Linked DNA regions of Homo sapiens: region 2 is linked to region 1. The links are chromatin contacts, found by Hi-C or POLR2A ChIA-PET in ENCODE. All regions are on one chromosome and are shown on one strand. The core of a region is the stretch at or near the end of the contact, and the rest is flanking DNA. Distances in the headings are between cores, read along the strand shown.

Evidence for each region. A loop is a pair of places that touch in the nucleus more often than their neighbours do. ChIA-PET counts read pairs that join two places held with the same protein, here RNA polymerase II (POLR2A). Pooled maps may share reads with other maps.
Region 2: a pooled map shows a loop between it and region 1 (8-fold over the local background). The contact joins two enhancer-like sites. A Hi-C loop is called at or near these places in 10 of 50 pooled maps. POLR2A ChIA-PET finds 5 or more read pairs at or near these places in 3 of 52 experiments (BJ, WTC11 and activated T-cell).

Annotation. Positions count from the first base shown.
Region 1 is chr3:188,785,700-188,792,209 of GRCh38, forward strand. The region is part of intron 9 of LPP (LIM domain containing preferred translocation partner in lipoma); the gene reads left to right. Among named protein-coding and RNA genes, the nearest start is that of MIR28, 100 kb to the left of the region's middle. Within about 2 kb of position 3,077, at least 2 of the 41 ENCODE cell types and tissues checked have a DNase peak (open chromatin) inside an H3K27ac peak, as active enhancers do.
Region 2 is chr3:188,698,989-188,704,900 of GRCh38, forward strand. All of the region lies in intron 7 of LPP (LIM domain containing preferred translocation partner in lipoma), which reads left to right. Among named protein-coding and RNA genes, the nearest start is that of MIR28, 13 kb to the left of the region's middle. Within about 2 kb of position 2,828, at least 4 of the 41 ENCODE cell types and tissues checked have a DNase peak (open chromatin) inside an H3K27ac peak, as active enhancers do.

The DNA of each region.
Region 1 (6,510 bases), core at 1,827-4,326:
TTCTTTTCCTCTGGGTAGATACCCAGTAGTGGGATTGCTGGATTAAATGGTGGTTCTACTTTTAGTTCATTAAGGAATCTCCACATTGTTTCCATAGGACCAGCCTGCTGATTTTCTCTTTACCTATGTCTCAGTTACCTTTGCTGTTTTGTATTCTCCCTGACTCCTAAGTTGTCCAGTCTCTCTGGGATCATTTTCTTTCTCAATTTTCTCTTTAGTCACCCTCATATCCTCCCAAGCTTTTAGATATCATCAGTATGCTGACATGTCTCAAATAGGTACCATGATGGTTTTGTTACTATTTTTTATCTTAGCCATTCTGATAGGTGTGTAGTAATTATCTCATTATAGTTTGACTTGCTTTTCTCAAAGTGCTAATGATATTAAACATCAGTGCAGGCTGGGCCCGGTGGCTCATGCTTGTAATCCTAGCACTTTGGGAGGCTGAGGCGGGTGGATCACTTGAGGTCAGGAGTTCGAAACCAGTGTGGCCAACATGCTGAAACCCTGTCTCTACTAAAAATACAAAAAAAATTACCCGGGCATGGTGGCGGGTGCCTATAATCCCAACTACTTGGGAGGCTGAGGCAGGAGCATTGTTTGAACCTGGGAGGCAGAGGTTGCAGTGAGCCAAGAGCATGCCACTGCACTCCAGCCTGGGCAACAGCGTGAGACTCCGTCTCAAAAAAAAAAAAAAAAAAAAAAAAAAAAACCAACCATCAGTGCAGAAGAGGATGTGGAGTGGAGAGACTGCATCAATTATATTTTGCTGATGAGAATATAAGATGGAACAACCATTCTAGAGAAAGTTTTGGGAATTTCTTCTTTTAAAACTAATCCTGCAACTACCATGTGACCCAGCAGTTGCACTCCTGGGCATTTATCCCAGGGAAATGAAGACTTGTATATCCCAGGGAAATGAACAAATCAAATATTTGTTCATAGCAGCTATATTTGTAAGATTCCCAACCTGGAAAAAACCCAGATGTCTTTCAACAGGTGAATGGTTAAACGGTGGCACATTCTTACCCTGGAATACGATTTAGCAATAAAAGGAAGGAGTTGTTGATATATGCAACACCTTGGGTGAATCTCAAAAGAATTATACTGAGTGGGAAGGGCCAACCCCCAAAGGCTGCATACTGTATGATTCTATATATAACATTCTTGAAATAACACTATATAAATGGAGAACAGATTAGTGTTTGTCAGGAGTTAGGGATGGGAGACAAGAAGTCAGGGATTAGGAATTGGGGGTTTGGGGTAGCTGTGGTTATAAAAGGACAATAGAAGGGATCATTGTGGTGATGGAACTGCTCTGTATCTTTGCCATGGTGGCAGATACATTAATCTATACAGGCAGTGCAATTACATAAATCAAATACACACACACCTGCATGAACTTACACATATATACAGACAAGTGGAGAAATCTGAATAAGATTGATAGACTGTATCAATCTCATATTCTGGCTGTAATATTGTACCATAGTTTTACAAGGTATTATTGTTGGGGGAAACTGGATAAAGGGTACTTAGATCTCTACGTTATTTCTTTCAACTTCATATGAATCTACAATTATAAGAAAATTTAAAGTTTAATTTATAGAAAAGGCAATTTTAGATTTGAAATAAAATTCCTACATTAACTGAAAAATTAATTAAATATAAATTTAAAATCAAAATTAAAAACCCTTTGACAACTTTAGATCTCTCTCTCTTACACACACACGCACACACACACATACATCTAAGCTTTATTGTCTTTGCTCTACTAACAGTTCAGCTCCCTGTAATTCAGTTTCTATCCCCACCTCTCCACTTACACCACACTTCTGAACATCACCAGTGACCTCTTTGATGTTTAATACACTTAAGACTCTTCAGTCCTTATCATTCTTGAGCTCTTGCAGCATTTAAAGATGTTGACTCTATCTTTGTTTCATTTGACTTCTATAGCACCGTACACTCTGGGTTTTCTTCCTATCGCTGTACACAACTTTCTACCGTTTTTAATAGATTTCCTCTCTTCATTCCTTAAATTCTCCATTTTTCTTGAGTTCTGCCCTAATCTCCCTTCTTGTCTCAATCTGTACTCCTGAGTTATTTCATCTGCTTCCGTGAGTACAAATATCATCTGTGTGCTGAGAACTCTCTGGCCAAAATCTGCAGCTGGATCTCTCTGTAAGCTCCAGATATGTATCTATCATTTTAGCCTGCAGTCTTCATAGATTGGCCCATAGGCCCACAAATGCAACAGTTTCAGACAGAACCCAAGGTGTTCCCTTTTAAACCTGCTCCTCTCTGTGTTCCTTTTCCATGAATGGCATTACCTTGTTGCTCCAACCAAAGGCACAGGAGCTGGCCTGTATCCTTCCTCTTCCTTCAGTATCCCCTCTTATCCACTTATTAACCAATTTCTGACATAATACTTTGGCTTCCTTTATATCTTCTTTCATTTATGAGACAAGTTCCTTCAGTGTTTTCTAGTGACTTTTCATTACTTGGAAGAGACAGTTCATACTCCTCACACTACCATGTAAAGAGCTCATAGCCACATGCACACACATGCACATCCACTTGTGCACACATACCTAAACACACACCCAAAACAGAGAGATTGTCTCATGCCTGTGGCTGGGTAAACACTTGTCCTTGATGGAATGTGTAGCTTTCCCATCTCCATCCCAATCACCTAGCCAAAAACTCTCCTCCTTCAGGCCTCCATTTAGACATCACTTTTCCCTCAAGTATGTGTGATTCTTGTGCCTTATCCTCCCCATCATCCTGTAATAGCATCCTCTGCTTTTCCTCATCATAGCATTTAGAAGACTGTATTTAAATTACCTATTTGACACATACCTCAGTAGCTATACATTTTCCCTAAGGGGAGGGTTGATGTCTTGTTTCTCATTGCATCCTGCAGTAAGCACCGAGTAAGTGTTTCTTGACTCTGGGGCTGTACTGAGTTGAAGAAGGATGACATCACTGACTACAGAACCCTTTGTATAAGCATCAAAGGGGTAGCAGTGGGGTAAATGATCACATCCTGGCTAAATGGTTCCGATTCCTACAACCCTGCAGCACGCCCCCCCGGCTCTAAACCTTTTAGTCATTTCCTGTGAATCTTGCCAGCACTCATTTCATTTTTTGTTTTTTCCATTTTCTTCATCTTTCCCACATAGTATAGACCAGAATGAATCAAGGTCTAACTTATGCTGACTGTCCGTGTTGCATCATCAGTCTTTGGGGCCCCTTCTCAGTTTCTGTGGCTGCTCTTGTGCCTGCTGACTCCATCCCTGTAGACCTTGCTGTTCCTCCCAGTCTGTGGCCACTAACCTCAGTTATTTTTACTGAATGTGTTACCTCATCCATAGTGAGTCTTTTGTTGTTGTTGGGTTTTTTTTTTAGCAACAATGTATTTTTTAATTAAGGTATGTACATTGTTATTTTAGACATAATGCTATTGCACACTTAATAGACTACCATATAGTGTAAACATAACCTTTACTGCACTGGGAAACCAAAAAAATAAGTGTGACACACTTTATTCAATAGTCACTTTATTGCAATGTTCTGGAACCCTTTTTGTTGTTGTTGTTGTTGAACGGTTATTATAACATGTCTGATTTAGAGGAAAGTACACTGAACTGAAAATCAGGAAAGCTGGGCCCAGGGGGCTGGCCTTGAGCAGCTGACTAAGCCTGTACATTTAATTCAAAAAGAGCTACTCAGGTTATTCCCTTAATCGGTCTTATACTTTATGACAGTAAGCACTTACCTCGTTCTGTCACATGGTGTGGCCAGATTATGCATGTACTATGATTCAAAACATTCACGTAAATAAATCTTCCTAACATACAAGAATTATGTGTCTGTGGTGCTTTCCAGCTTTTGATGTGCTTGCAAACCCATTTTCTCATTTAATCCTCACAAAGTTGGAAACCAGCTCACTTACTTATTCATGTTTACAGGAATAATCAACATTGATGCCAATAATTTTGATTATATATTTTAAAAATCTCATGAAATTGGTTTTAAAAGAATCATTTATTAGACAAAAAGAGTGAACCTATCAACAGGCAATTCACAGAAGAGAAAATAAAAATAACAAATGAACCAATGAAATGATGTTCAAATTATTTAAAGAAATACAGTTTAAAATATTATTTTTTCATTCTCAGACCAGCCGGCATTTATAAGTTCAATGCTTGGTATTGGCAAAAGTATGGGAAGCATGTACTCACATGGGCTTGTGATAGGAGTACAAATTAATACAACCTTTTCGAAACAAAATTTAGCACTATCTTTCAAAATTTTAGGTGTGCACTATTTTTGACCCTGCAACTCGATTTCAGACAGTAGGCGTATTTGCATAAAGGCACAGTGGTATTCTGTTTCAGAATACACATTGCAACATTTTTATGATAGAATAAAAGGACTAGTAAAATAAAGTACAGCAACTGCATGCAATAATAACATGGAGGCTATCAGAAAAATAAGACAAATCTATATATGCTAATTAAAGACACCTTAAAAACTATTTTAGGAAAAAACAAGGTACAAAATAGGACATAAAGGATCTGATTTGTGTTTGAAGAAAAATTTCAAACATGAGTGTTTATATGTGAATGTGTGTGTGGTGTGTGCGTGTGTGTGTGTGTACATGCTTATACAGGCATGTATAAGCAATCTGATACATGCCTGTATAAGTATTACCCAATCTTTTAGTGATTATCTCTGGAAAAGAGTTTTACTTTTCATTCTCTACCCTTCTATGACAGTTGAATTTTTGAATTTTTAAATGAATAAATGTGTGTGTGTTGTGTATTTTTAAAGTTAACATACAGACTGAGCGCAGTGGCTCACGCCTGTAATCCTAGAACTTTGGGAGGCGAATCACCTGAGGTCAGGAGTTCAAGACTAGCCTGGCCAACATGGTGAAACCCTTGTCTCTACTAAAAATACAAAAATTAGTCGGGTGTGGTGGCGGGCACCTGTAATCCCAGCTACTCGGGAGGCTGAGGCAGGAGAGTCGCTTGAACCAGGAGGTGGAGGTTGCAGTGAGCCAAGATCATGCCACTGCACTCCAGCCTGGGCGACAGAGTGAGACTCTGTCTCCAAAAAAAAAAAATGTTAGCATATAGCGTAGAATTCAGCTTTTCTTATTCTAGGTAGCGATGGTGCTTTTCACTGCTTTGCCCAACTTAATTGACCCAAGTAGAAAAGTCTTCAAAAAAAAAAAAACGCTTTAGAAAAACACTTTAGACACTTTAGATTTATGTGACTTCAAAAGTCAAAAATGGTAATAATCCTGCTTAGGCAGAAGCCTTGCCCTCAGTCCCAAAACATGATGGACAAGCGGGTGACTTACCTGTGGCTTTTCTTGTATCTTGCAGTCTGTCAGCAATCATGAAATGTAGGCCTCAGAGTGGAAGGGCCCCTAGAGACCATCCATTGCCTCTCAGGAGCATGGTCATTCTGCAGATCAAGGTCCTGCTCTGGGAGAAATGGGTGCACACTCACTCTGCGTTCTGTCCAGCCCTTCTGCCACCTACATTTCTATGCTTTTCTCTTACTGCTAAATAGCTTCCTAAAGGAAAAGTGAATGGTCTTTGTGAATTCAAACCTCATTCTGTTGCTTCCCTATTTAAAACTCTTCAATGAGTCCCTCTTCCCAATGCTCTGTCTCTAGTTGTTCTGTATATAAAAGCTAAACTTCTTCACATGTTTCTGTTTCTCTTGTTTATGCGATCGTTTGTCATTGGCCTTGTGTTGGTGATGTATGTTCTGAATGAATAGGCTCCAGCAATTAAGTGACTGAGATGAAATGCTTTTGTATCTCTCTAGCCTCATTTCTTTTTTTTTTTTACCACTGTGATGCAAACACATGGAACTACTGTTCTCCATTGCACCATGATTAGTCTATCCGTAGTCTTTTGTGTGTGATCTTTCTGTACCTAGAACACTCGTCTTGGGCTTTTGCCTGGCCAGTACATTGCCATCCTTCAGGTCTCAGCTGATTTTTCACTTCTTCCATGGAGCCCCCTCTGACTTCACAAGATTGCGTTGTCCTGCTCATATGTCCTGCTCAGAGCATGCTGCATGTCTCACTTCATAGCACCTGTTATTTTTTTAGTATAGATTTTGGTTTTGTTTGCCTGCACCCCATTCCTTGAGGACAGGGAAAGTTTCTGTCCCCCTGTTGTGTTGAGGACACTATTAAGTTCCCTGCCATTACCTGGTGCTTAACACATAGTAGATGCTCTATTAGTGTTGGAATGGATGAGCTCTAGTGAGTAAGCGCCTAAGACAACACAGACCCTAAGGTCTTCTGAACCCAACCAAGTGCCCTGTTTTTGCTGCTATACCAGGCTGTCCTTCTTCCCACTGCCATCCTCCTGGTTCTGTTCTCTCAGCCCAAGCACCGTGTGTAGCCTAATCATGTATATCTATTCTCAGAGTTTGTAGGACAGGATACGAGTTAACAACTTAACGCCCTTCAAGATT
Region 2 (5,912 bases), core at 1,578-4,077, 87 kb before region 1:
TTCTGCTTCCAAGAAGAAAATCATCTTTGTTAGTGGTTTCTAAGTTGTCCCTCTTGATAATTATAACTGACATCTATTTGATATTTAATATGTTACAAAGCTTCTTCATATGAATCAGATATTATTATTCTCCAGTTTATATATGAGAAAATCAACAATAGAAAAAGAAATCACTGGAGAACTTAAGTAGTATCTTAGACATCAGGCCTAAGAGCCAGATGCTCCAAGCCCAGGCACTATTATAGCTGCCTTGACACGTGGAGACGGAGAGAGGTGGGTGTGGAGAGACCTCACTTTCCCCCAGCTCAGCCTAGATAAAACCCTTGTGTGCAGAGACCAGGGCCCCCTGACTGGATGCCCAGGCCTTTTCCCAGCTGCAGTAACTCTTCCAACAACTCCTCCTGTCTGTAATTCAGAATCATCCATCCTTGGCTATGACTCCAAATTTGGTTTAAGAAAAGGCATTTTATGGGCATCGATGCATGGCATGAGAAAGGGAATATGAGGAAGTAGAGATTTTAAGAAAATCAAGATTTCGAAAGTTGAAGATCAACTGGGATGAGTTTCAAAGCAAGAATCAAACTTTTAAAGTCAAAATTTCTGGGTCTTCCTCTTTGTGTCCTTAAAATTCATTCTTCAATAAAATGGAACATAAGAATAGAAGAACCAAGAGCATGCTTTTCTAATCCCAAGGAGCTGTGAGGAGTGTTCATTTAGAAGATTTCAATTCAGATAGTCAGGTATCCACCTTCCACTTCTTTCCTTCTCTGTGGCCATCGCTTTTAACCTGAAACAGAAGAGGTATCCAGCAAATCATCTGCCCCTGGCCAGAAGGGGTTCTCCTTCCATTTAAGCAGTGAGATGTTGAGAGTAGAGTATAATTCAGTGAGAGTCAAAAAGTAGAAGCAGCCACAGGAAATTGCAAACTGCAGACTTGACACAGCTAAATAGAAGGGGGGAAAAGAACGAAAATATCAGAAATATATTTTTTCTGGCAGGCTTTCAGCTCTAAAACGGGGCTAATTCTACCTTTTGAAAAGAAGATAATTTCAATGTTTCTTTTTTTTCAAGAACACATAATTGAAGTTATTTTCCCTCTGAGGGAAGGAACCTCTTGTACATCACTACAAATGGACAAGAAAAATGAGCAGCTCTGGTACCCAGAGTGATAGAGTATTCATTATCATGTAATCTTTTTGAATATCTTGGCTGCCTTTTCCCGGTGTTTTATCCGCCTGAGCGGTGCTTTTCTGGTAAGGTTCAGATTTGCAGTAAATTTGAGTTATCTAACACCATGTAACAAAGAAATCAACAGCAGGTAAGCACTCAAGAAAGAAAAATGATCACGCCAAGGTCAGCCCCAGAGGAACTCAGGGGGCTGACATTGCGACAGATAGTGGGTATCCATTTTGTAAATTGGATCCTTAGCACACAGGTTAAAGTAGGTAAATTGTAGTAACAAAGATGCAAGATGGTGTGGTGTTTTCCTGGGAGCCATTTGCACCTTAGTGCGGGCTGTTTCCCATGCTTCCTTTTTCCTTTAGAAAGGATGATGGATATTTTTCTTCTCCACTCAGAAAAGGGGCAGTGGGATGATAAGGTGATTAACCTTTGTGTGTTCTTGATTTCATGCCCCAAGTGTAGTGAAAGTTCAGTAGGCTGCAGAAACCCTGTGACCTGCCCATTGCTTACTCAGATTCAGAATGCTGAATGAAGTTCTGGATGTTTCAGGGGATGCTGACAACTGGCTTAAGTCCTCTCATAAATGGAAATCTCTGTCATAATGAGGTTTCCACTTACTCAGTGTGTCTATTTTTATAGACTACAAAGGATCTGTAAATATGAATATCTGTGATTTCACTCTAAAGATTGGTAATGATATGTGTCTTGCATACTATGGGCACAAATGGGCACAAAAAAATGATAGAGTAGAACCAAAGGAAGCTTTGAAAATAACATGTTACACATAAAGAAACTGAGGCTCAGAAAATGGAAATGATTTGAGCAAAATCACTGGACAACTTAAAGGCAGAACTAAGATTAAAGATATTCTGAATAGTCAGGTCTTCTGTATTTATGGGTTTCTATGTAAATGTATAATCAAATACCATGAAGTGTTATATGAATATGACAGATACTGTTATGTATGTTATTCTTAATCTAGTGGAGTTTCCTTCTTCATCAAGGGTCCTATTCATGTGTACATTTTGTTTCAGAAGCAAGTCTTCATTACTGCATAGTCCCACCCATAATGTTTACCAGGGATTTAGACCCAGATTTGGCTGTAAATTTGGCTTCATATTAAGTATTTTCTTGAATGACAATCACCTGGGCCCCTAGCAAGAAAAGAGGAATGGCAAAGAAGAACCAGTTTTAGATAATTTTCAGCTGAAAAAAAAAAAATCTTTATTTTAAGAAGGGAAAATACAGAAACATAGAAAGAATATAAAGCATTCAATTTCCCATGACTTTCAACGATTAACCTTTGAGCATATTGTATTGCCGTAAGGCAGGTCAGCCTGGCCAGCGAGTGACTTATCTCCATGTGGTAGTTCAGGGCCCAGTCTCCATCCTTCCTGTGCCTCACAAGGCCACATCTAACTGCAAGGAGCATGGGAAATGTAGTCTAGCAGTGTGCCCAGCAAGAGGAGGAAATGGATTTTGGTGAGCAGTTAGCAGGCTCTGCCATGCTTAGTAAACATCAGTCCTTTTTAAAGCATATTAGCCACTAAATTGCTCAGAATGCCACGATATCTGGCTGCGTTTTTTTTTTTTGAAAGTGTCAGTGGTCTTGGTGTTAGAAGATGTTTGCCAATACACTTACTTCAGAAGCATGACTTTCATAAAAACTCAGCTCCCATTTTTAAATCTCATAATGACTTCCCATTACTTAAAACAGGCTTGGCATTGACCATATCTTACTTCTCTTTTCTCATCCTAGTTCTGTTTTTTTCCCTTTTTTTTTTTTTTTTTTTTTTTGAGACAGAGTCTCGCTCTGTCGCCCAGGCTGGAATGCAATGATGTGATCTGGGCTCACTGCAACCTCTGCCTCCTGGGTTCAAGCAATTCTTCTGCCTCAGCCTCCAGAGTAGCTGGGACTACAGACACCAGGCACCCGCCACCATGCCCGGCTAATTTTTTGTATTTTTAGTAGAGGTGGGATTTCACCATGTTAGCTAGGATGGTCTCGATTTCCTGACCTCGTGATCCGCCTCCCTCAGCCTCCCAAAGTGCTGGGATTATAGGCGTAAGCCACCACGCCCAGCCTTTCCTCTTAACAGTTTTTTAGATATACATGTTCCTCCTGAAATGCCTTTAACTTTCTTCCTTCTTTCTTTTCTTCTTCTTCTTCTTTTTTTTTTTTTTCCGGCTGTTGTACGCAATTTATTCTTCAAGATCAAACTACAGGTCATCTTTTTTTGGCAGCCTTCTTCCGTCTCAGAACACTGAATTCATACCTGTGTTTTAGAGCTTAGACTTTATTGTAATTGCCTATTTTCATGTCTCTTTCTTCCCAAACTGTGAGTTGTTAGAGACAGGATCTCTGAATAATTTGTCTTTATACTTAAAGTTCTTGGCACTTGGTAATCCCGTAGGAGATTTATGTTAAGACAATTTTGACGGAGTCCTCTAAAATCTGTCGCTCAGTAACTCACCTGTGGATCATATAACGTTAACTTGCCTTTAGTAAGAGATTCGGGTATTTCAGAAACAAACATATTAGTGATTAAGATTGATACTTACAAGAATGTCTTTTTTTAAGAGAAAGGTTTGCTTCACAATGTCTTTGTTTTGCTATTTGGCAGCAAACCTCCACTCTGATAAAAGAAATCTTTGCTTAGATAATAGACTCAGACTAAAATCCAAACAGCCGCACAGTAAGAGAACTAGAAAGTCTTGGAGACAATGATATCAAAACCCCGAGAGGCATTGCAGTGAAGAAGTATGCCCAACTCAGCACACCCCAGTTTCAACGTTCTGCTGTTTTTAAGCAGCGGTACCTCTACAAGGTTGCTCACTTATCTTCTTAAGTCTCTATTTTCTCATCCAGAAATAGGATTACATGTCATACAGGGCTGTTGTGTAGGCATTTGAGATTTCACATCTGTGAAAGTAGGCATCTTGAAAAGGGTCTTGCAAACATGAGGAATTAATATGCTACAGTGAATATGTTGCTGATACAACTCACACTTCTACTTCTGAAGAAACGAGAAACAAAAATAACACAAACTATTCCCTTTCAGCACCTCCCACCACAAATATTCAATCGTGTTTTATTACCCATACAATATGCTAGAAGTTGCTTATTAACAAATAAGTTGGACACAGTTGTTCATTTTTCTTAGGAGGTATTGAGCCCTAAACACTATCGAGAGAGAGGTATTAGAGTAGGTCTCTGATTATGACAGTAAGAATAGTACTGGATTACTGCTTCTAGGCTCGAACACTGAAAGTTTTAAGCTGTCTTCTTTGGTGTAAGAGACAACTCTTAACGGAGGAACCCTGTGTTTCTCCATGGTGTATTCCACAGGTGTTAAGTATTCTGCACTGGGTTAGTGACAGCCGTGGAGTGGAGGTGGAGGCTGTTCTCTAGCCAAATAAACTTCAGAAATACTGAAAGAAATGGTCTCTCAGAATCTTTCATCATAAGAAAAAAACAGGAATCCATAATTAGCATTAGATAAAAGAGTAGAATCTAACAGAAAATAGCCTTTCCAAGTGTTATTTCAGAAACAGCATAGCAAGCAAATAGAGTATTCAGAGAACAAAAAGAATGATAACGTTTTTCTCAAAATCTGTGAAATATTGACAAGGTAAGTACTTTGAAATTAGATTTATACTTGAAATGTAAGTGCTAGGGGTAGAATCTAAATTTCTGGCTTAGATTTATAAAGGACAGGATCGGCCTTCTTGCTGCCTTGTCTATATTGAAAGGGAAACTGATATTAGGTTGAGACAATGATAAATTGTGTCTGTTCTCTGAGGGTCCATCCTAAGACTGAAGACAGGAATTATCAAGTTTTCTCTAACAGTCGTTTGGCTTAATTAAAACAACTTGCACCATTATTATTAGAGGTAATATTTTATACTTTTCTAGCACTCTCTGTGGGAAGCATCGTTTGCTTGGGGAAAAAATGCATGGCACTTGGAGACAGGTGACACCATATTTTGGGCTCAAGGTCTCCCTGTATTGCAAGCCTGGAGAAAAGGTGTAGGTCACTTCCCAACCTCATTTTCAATTCCACTACCTGAACTGTAATAATCCACTCCCTCAGAGGCAGTTTGAGAGATTCAAAGAGATCCTCTTTGTTACAATTGTCTGAAAGTAGTTAAACTCTATTTATCATGAAATGTGGGTTATCTCACTTTAATTCTTACAGAGACTGTGAGGTACCACTGGCAAGTCCATTGATAGAAGAGAACCTGAAGTTATGAAAGGTTGACAAGCTCACCTAAGGATGCCAAGTGAAGGTCATAGTCAAATCTCTGTCTCTAACCTTAATGATACTGCCGTATAATGTATTCCTTTATCTCTGGCCACCAGTATATTAGATAAACTCACCATCTCATTTCAGTCTTGCTGCTCTCCCATTCACCCTCTACTTCAGCGGGAACTTTCTAAATATGATTAGAACACTCTTCTAAAAACACTTACCGTGGTTTCTAATGCCTGGATGTTCCTAATTGAGAACATGCAAATATATTCCCCGTGGTCTGTGAACTTCTTGAAATTGTAAGTAAATTTTGTGTACACTGCAGATACCTGTTTTGTTGTTGTTGTTGTTGTTGTTGTTTTGTCAAAAGACAGTTTAACACATTAGATTTTGAGACTTGTCCACGTTCTTACCCAAGGCCTGGAGCCCCTAGCTCACCGAGAAGCCCTAAACATCTCAGCATGGCATGGAAGCAGT